2 separate regions of the Mus musculus genome follow, and region 2 is linked to region 1. The links are chromatin loops, found by intact Hi-C in ENCODE. Cell type or tissue: left cerebral cortex. All regions are shown on one strand. Region 1 overlaps Tmeff1 (transmembrane protein with EGF-like and two follistatin-like domains 1). Region 2 overlaps Cavin4 (caveolae associated 4).

Evidence for each region. Hi-C counts contacts between places; a loop is a spot of excess contacts. Peaks named below come from ENCODE experiments on the same cell type or tissue, not always from the same donor. Only the 100,000 strongest peaks of a DNase experiment are listed, where the experiment ranks them.
Region 2: a loop joins it to region 1, with 2.4 times the contacts of the local background. A loop is called at or near these places in 12 of 42 quality-filtered maps.

The regions. Positions count from the first base shown.
Region 1 is chr4:48,585,791-48,589,790 of GRCm38, reverse strand. All of the region lies in intron 1 of Tmeff1 (transmembrane protein with EGF-like and two follistatin-like domains 1), which reads right to left. Among named protein-coding and RNA genes, the nearest start is that of Tmeff1, 2.6 kb to the right of the region's middle. In left cerebral cortex, a CTCF peak has its summit at 2,104 (motif pointing left); DNase peaks (open chromatin) are centred at 2,074, 3,186, 3,492, 3,934 and 1 more place; H3K4me3 peaks cover 1,133 bases; H3K27ac peaks cover 1,453 bases.
Region 2 is chr4:48,663,574-48,667,573 of GRCm38, reverse strand. It overlaps Cavin4 (caveolae associated 4), which reads right to left. Exons shown (of 2, transcript NM_026509.3): 1 at 3,545-4,000. The coding sequence starts at 3,952. Among named protein-coding and RNA genes, the nearest start is that of Cavin4, 2.1 kb to the right of the region's middle. In left cerebral cortex, a CTCF peak has its summit at 1,665; a DNase peak (open chromatin) is centred at 105.

The DNA of each region.
Region 1 (4,000 bases):
CTGTTCTTACTGCATTGTTTGTTTGTTTGTTTGTTTGTTAAGCCAATTAGTGTTAGTGGCCACTAAGTGCTTACTGGCAGGGGGCGAGGTAGATCCAGATGAACTAAGCAGGAATTTCCATTGCACATGTTTTGTAAGAGAATCATCACCCCTCCTCCAACTATAAGGTCTCTGAAGGCTGGGAGGGCCTCTTATAAATTTTCCTTAATATTTAGTATGTTAGATTATACTACACAGGCTCACTAAGTAAATCAACAATCATATTTTACATGTCCAAGATGTCAACCTGCCCTGACCACTGTTTCCCACACTAACTAGACAACTCATTGTTTGTTCCCTAGAACTCTGAGGTGCCTGCCACTAGCCAGGCTCTCCTGTCAGCCTGCCATTCATAAGATTCTTACCATCTAGAGGACCGGCTTCTTCCTTCTCTGACATGTTGGAACCCAGTTCAAATGTTCCTTCTTACCTGTGTCACTGACTCCCACGTCTGCTCTGTTTTCCTACCTCTTTAACCACAGTCCCTGAACCAGAAATATTTCATATATTTAGCCTCTCTGTTCTTCTCAAACACCCAAAAGCTCCCAAAGCCAAAAAGGACCACGGCTTCTATCAGGAGTGGGGAAAAATGTTATCTCAGGTTATCCAGCGTTGAGCTCTAGTTCATCTTCACAAAAGTCACGTAAACAGAAAGCCTCCTCACGAATCAGATTTCTAAAGAGTAACTATAAATAAAGAAATGTAAACAAAGATAAAAGAGCATCCGAGAATGAGTGGAGTACTGTGGAAAGAGACAAATAAAAAGAGCTTACATAAACGAGAGAAGAAAGGGGCTTCCCGCTTGGGGAAGATGCTGTGAAAGGACAGCACAGGCCCATTCAGCATCGCTGCCTTAAAGGCGCGTGCTCTCCAAACTCAGTCTAGGACCCTGACAAAAAGAACAACACCCACAGCAAGCAGCTTGCTCCCTGAACAGCGGCACACCCCGAAGCTGGCTCCAAAATACATTTCCTGGGCAAACCAATTGTACTCGGTGATGCTGAACAAACTTTCAGATCATACTTAGAAACTACTGCTAAATATTTACACTGTCTTGACGAGGAGCCAAGAGACCAGAAATTAAAGAACACACCCTCATGTTTAGAAAAAAAAAAAAAAAAAAAAAAAAAACACCAGAGGGCACATGCAGATCCAGAAGATCATCTATAGGTTAACGTGCAACCTAGCGGCTCAAGTTTTTGAAAACAGATAAATCTGTGCACACTAGCACTCGAGTGTGTGTGTGTGTGTGTGTGTGTGTGTAGAGAAAGAGAGAGAACAAGAGAGAAGGACTGAGTGTGTGTGCACACTTAGATTCCTTATAAAGGCATGCTCTAAACCGCATCTTCTTTTCCACTAGACTGGAGATGTGGCCTAACTAGATGCTCTGACCACATCTTTTAAGGGTAGTCTGGTGAAAAAGATGGAAAATATCGAACTCCAAAAGCTTGAAAACCTACTAAACTCAACTGAAAAGAATGCACCTCTTGAATGTCTGATTAACTGACGCATCCACAAACTTCCAATAAAACACTGAAGGACCCAACCCTTCTATAATCTAAATAATTTCTATTGATAAGGCCCATAAGCTCATCTTATTTACAAATGTCACAAAACTCTAAGTAACTCAGCACACACAGCCTGACAGAATCAGACTCCATTAAAGATCCCAGAAGTCTAAAATATCAAACTGAAGGATAACAAAAGGGAGTCAAGGACAGGGCTTAGATTTTAAAGCTCAATACTCCCTTTAGATAACTTTACAAGGGAACCTTGGACTTGCCATCTCAAGCTGCATTTAACACAAACGCATCGTGTGCACAAACTGGATTACTACAGTTCTCAAACTCATCAGCCAAAATGTGCATTCGCCTTCTTTGTCCCAGAGAGTTCTAACAAAAATCTGTCGTTATGCCCTGGAATGATGTCATTATGCCCTGGAATGATGTCTCAGCCATTAAGAACACTTGCTGCTCTCACAGAGGACCTGAGTTCAGTTCCCAGCACCCACATGATAGACAGTCCAGTTCTGAGGCATTTTCTTCTCCTGCCCTCTTCTGGCCTCTGTAGGCACTGCATGCATGTGAGATATATCTATTATATGTATAATATATATAATATTATATGTGTGTGTACAGGTAAAACACATAAAAATAAAATATAGTTAAAGTATACCTTAGTCCTTGAAAACATTGAACAATATAACTTATTTACATTCATTATTGGTGACAAATATTTCTAAAGGAAGGATGAGATATTAAATCTAAATCTGTTTTAATTGAAGAAACTAGTGAAAAAATTACTGACTTGCACCCAAATTTCAGCTCTGCAGCAAGGGCTATGGCCTCCAGATGAGCCCCCTTCTTTCCACACCGTGTGAGTGCCCAGTCCTTTCTGAACACTTGCCCCACGCACTAGGACAGAAGCAGAGAGGGTACACACACACACAAATACACACACACACAAATAACCGTAACACATCACCCAGTAAGATATTTTGACAGCGTGGTCACCTAAAAAAGGTAACCATCATTTGGTACCCCAAAAAAAACCCAAATCACTCTGATTTACAAAGAGCTTATCTTCTTAAAGAGTGACGGCTTACTAAAGCGTCATCCCATCCCAATTACGATTAGAAAAATAGAAGAGAGTTTATGGGTGGAAAGGCTTTTAATGGGCATGCCATTTTTATTAGTTCTCAAAACCTCTCATAAAACATACCATATGAAAATTACTAAAAAAGGTGTCCCCCACCACAAAAAAAAAAAAAAAAAAAAAAAAAAAAAAGGCCAGCATAAAGCCTCTTTCGCCTAAATCACTGTCCTATAAACATAGCCCCTTCACGAACTCCCAGGCTGTCTGTCAGGCCCCCACTAGCTGACTCTATCGACTCTCAGGTGCACCCCTCCTCCCCGCTTCAACCCTAGTTAAAAGGACAAGTGCTGGTCTGAGAAGTGATAAAAGCCCAAGTGAGCAAGGGCTGGCTTATGACCACTAGGTCTGCTGGGCCAGCTGCAAGCAGACCTACCCTCCCCCAAGAGAACCCGGAAGCCTCTGCTCGCCCGAGGGCCTGAATCCCCTGGCTCCCCTGGGACTCTTTCCAAAAGGACGGGGGAACTTTACTGGCCGGCCCCCTCCTCCCCTGTGTCATCCATTAAAACCCCAGCACGCTCTTTGTTTCCAACAGCTGTGGGAGGGCAGGCGGCCTTGGAGAGAGGGGAGAGGTCACTTACTCCCTGGCTCCCCTGGCTGCCAATCTTCCAGGTCCTCCTGCAAAACACACACACCACCATTGCCTCTCTTTCTACACCACTTTAATTAACCCGGGGTTACTCTAGCTACACAGGGGCACTCTCTGAGACCTAATTACCTTTCATACCCAAATCCCACACAAGATGACTCCCTAGCTCCCTCCCTCTGTCAAACTGGGTTCACTACTGGGCTCTCATCTCTTCACCCTATATACGTACTCCAGCGTGGTTACCTGAGCCTCAGGCTTTGTCCAGACACAACCAACAAAACACTTCCTGGGCCCTCCTGGGACTCCCTGCTGCCCTGATGCACAGAACCGTGGACAGATTTGGTCCCCACTGCACCCCTGAACCCAAAGGACAAACATAACCACTCCTTCTTTTTACCGGCATTACCCCTCTTAAAACCCAGGAACTCTTAAGAACCTCCCCACCAACACATGGTCAGTTCTCAGGCCCTTATCCTCAGTCCGCCAGTTCCTCACCATCACACTCACACACAAACACACACACACGCACACACTCCCCTTGAAGCCTAGCCGTCCTCCCTCCCTTGGGGCTTCACAACACTTTACACGCGCTTCCACGAGCAAACCCAGGATCACTGCTCCGTCTCGCGGAACCTCACCAGCTCACCACGCCGCAGGGCCGCCCTAGTCCCGGCCACTCGACACCTACGGACCCACAAACGACCACTCCCCATCCCCAAC
Region 2 (4,000 bases), 78 kb before region 1:
CCTGCCTCTCCTGGACAAAAGAGGCAGAGGTGGGCGTCTAATGACTCTCTGATGAATCAGTTAGAGGCAGGCAAGTTATTCCTCTCCCTTCCTGACACCTGTTGTGGGGAGCCGCCTCAGCAAAAGTGTGGGCTGGGCGAGCCTAAGAAGGTATAATTAGAAAAGGAAAGAGCCAAAGGGCATCAGGGTATTACTTGGTAGACAGAGATCCCCAGAAGCCTGCAGTGGAGGCGTAAGACACGGGGAAACTGGAGTATCACACATCCTTCTCTTCAAACACAGAGCCGACAGTACAAAATCAAGCAAACAGAGACAAAGGTAGGGAAAGACCTTGCCGGGGAATCTAACACAGCCCCCAGGAGCTGGGACCACTGTGAGTTAAGGGCAAGCACACAGTGCTAACGACAGAAGGTTGATGGGGTAAATTACAGTTGACTTCTGAATACAATCACATGTCTATATCAAAGTCCAGGTAAAACTAGCTTTTTATTGTTTTTGAGACAGGGTCTCACATAGCTCAGGCATGCCTCAAAAATCACAGGATATCTGAATTCCCAATCCTCCTGCCTCAGCCTGGCAACTGACAGGACTGTAGGTTTACACCACCACACCTGGTCTAAAGGACCATTGTTACAGCAGAATGAATGCTAAGGATCCGAGAAAAGTGGAAGCGAATCAGTATCAAAGGAACACAGCCAGCAACACTTTGGATACACAGAAGTGCAGAACTTATCATTAGAGGAGACTGAAAACTTTCTAGCCACAGACTTGTGCTTCCTTAGTAACTGCAATTGAGAAGCTACGCTGTGGCTCATGCCACCCACGCACAGGGAGAGGGATCACCAGTGTTCAAAGAGAAACAACCTGGGTAAGAATGTCAGGCAACCTTTAAATGCCAACATTCAGAATTTGGCCAAAAGCTTAGACGTATACAACTGTAGAAGATAAGACACCAATAAATATTATCAACAAAAGAGATGCCTGGGAAAACTTAAGGAATATCTCAGATAAAAATGAAGATATATGGGGGCTGGTGAGATGGCTCAGTGGGTAAGGGCACCCGACTGCTCTTCCGAAGGTCCGAAGTTCAAATCCCAGCAACCACATGGTGGCTCACAACCACCCGTAATGAGATCTGGTGCCCTCTTCCGGTGTATCTGAAGACAACTACAGTGTACTTACATATAATAAATAAATAAATCTTAAAAAAAAAAAAAAAAAAAAAATGAAGATATATTTAAGCGGCCTAGCTCAGTTTCAAATAAGTTTAGAAGGGACAGTCTTCGATGAGAATTAAGTAAGGTTAATCTTAACTGCTAAAAATAACCATGTAAATATATCTATATACATTCTAACCTATAACAAGTACAGAAATTTCAGTCTTAGGTCAACAATATGAAACTTCCTATTTTCCCTGTAGGCTTCTAAAAGGTAGCAATTTGTTTTGTTTTGACAAACTCCTGCATAATTTATACATCTTAGTTTCACATCATCTTCAAGGTAGTCTGTCTTAAAAGAAAAGAGCTTTATGATTAGCTAGTATCTCTCAGTTTCTTTATGGAACTATAGAATCCAAACACAGGAAGGAAATACCAGCAAGTTACAGAGAATAGAAACAAATAGAAAAACAGCTTTTCTGTAGGGGTCAGGGAGAGAATTTCACCGATAGATGGAGCCAGGTGAAATTTCTGTTTCCTTGCTGCAGCTTCTGTGAATCCTGAGGGAACTGCTTTGCTTATAGGTTCCCCTGATACGTGGGGCCCCCAGTGTTCTTCCTGACATAAGCATGCACATGAGGGTGAGCAGGCAGTGGCTGATGCCCCAGGAGGTGAATGGATCTATTCTTTGGTCCCATGCCCAGCTCATCACTATCTGCACCAGTACTGGAATGGACACCTGAAGTCAGGTGACATTTTTAAGCCTAGAGAAAGGCCTCTCGGAGCTTATAAGAAAAGGGTGATGGGAAAGAACTTTAAAGACACCAGTGTACTCTTCTATCTTCGAAATTCCCCATCTTTTCCCTAAATACCCTGTGAACTGATAAAAACAAATCCAAAAGTACCTCTCGCCCATTCCAGCGTAACTTGAGTCTGGGACACTGCCGAATGCACAGAGAACGTGAAGGTTACAGGCCTGACGTTTCTATCACTGTTTCTGTATTTCATGTTGTCTGCTCTTCTAGGGTTCTGTGCACACTGACTTCCACTTTTAAAAGTATATAGATGTGTGTATGCATGGATGGACATTCCCACACATTCCTGACTTTATGCTTACAACAAATCCTCTGACACACAGGAAATTCGGGGCCAGTAGGTTTGGAAAAATTTAAAGTTCATAATACATACTATCAAAAATGTCTCCCAAAATGTGCCAACTGATTCTCCCAAGAGCAGAACTGGAAAGACGGGCCTTCCCTAACCTTTGTACTTTGGATTTACAGTTCTGTACCAGCCAGTGTTTAAATAGGCAAGCAAAGATCCCTGGTGTCATCTGCTTTGTCTTTTCTTATCATCGTTCATTCTTAATGTGACTAAAGAGTCCAACTTGTCCATTTAATTTACAAGAGCTTAAGAAATATACTGTATTTTTATAATACAATATATGTATTTCCCATAGGGTCTTTTAAAAACATATATTGAGCATTTATAGGATCTTAGCGGGGGGGAAAAAGGCTTCCCAATTGAGTAAGGAATTATTTATGGACTTCTATATCTGTATTATTGTAAGAATAATATTAAGACATAAAACTTAATGGGGAGTTGGGACTCAGTGTCTATAGTACTAGCACTTGGACGGCTGTGGCAGGATCACCACCATAGTTTGAGGCCAGCCTGGATTATTAAATAGTGAGGGTTAGGTCACCATGAACTATGGGCTGGACTGTCTTACAAAACCAGTCAACATTTTTAACACAAATAATGGCCTGATTTGGAAACACTTAGCTTTTCTTATTGTGAATAATACAAAAAAAATTCCAATGGACAAACTATATTCAGAGTTTTTGATTTACTGGTTGAGTTCTTGGTAAGAATAAATCTATGACTGCCTGGGTGCTGGCTCCTAAACTGTTCTCTTTTAGGGGGCTGCTGTAAATCAAACACAAGCCTCGGCCACATGAACAAGTGTTCTACTCCCGAACTGCATCCTTGGAACCTCCCGGTTTCTTCTTTTATGTAGCAAAACCAGTCTTCAAACTTGAGATTTCTTAAGACCCTTTTGGCTCCAACATTCTAAAGTCTACTGGGTCACTGTGTTTACTAAGACTCAAATGCTGAAAGAACCTGACAGTATTGAGTTTCAAAGGCAAGAAATAGCCCGAGCCACAAGCCACAGTTCACATTCCATGACTAATAAGAAGCCTGACCCATGGGCGAGAGACAGCAGCATTGGTTAGGAATGGTTCTCTCTCCCAAGGTGACTATTTGGCGAGCTCAGTATATTCCCATATACCATGGCTGACATGTGACATTGGACACCCCTGTGACTCGGTGGCAAAGGATGAGAGGGAATATGGTCATCGAGCTGGCCCCAAATGCAAGCTTACCTGGAAGATTACCACTCGGAATTTGTTTTTCTTCATTATTTCTTCTTGCTTGGTTTCGACTTTGGTTACACGAACCTGTTGCTTCTCTACCCGGGCCTTGACATCCTTAATGTGAGCGCTGACTTTCCGGGTCTTCTCAAACAGCTTGTTGACAACGTAGCCCGTATTGCTGTGTGACTGTGAGAGCTTCAGCAGGTCTATTTGGACAGACTTTATCGCGTTACCCATTTCTCTGTGTCTCTCCTCAATTCTCTTCTGGCTTGCCTGCACACTGTCCACGACACTGGCCACTCTGTCCAGCACGGTCACAATGGTGAGGGCTGCGTCTTGGTCTTCATCTTCCGTCACACTTGACAACCGATTCTGGTGGATTTTACCAGCATTTGAAGCTGATCCGTTGTGTTCCATTTTACTTTTTTCTCAGCAGAAGGTGTCCTATGGCAATCCGGTTCCTAC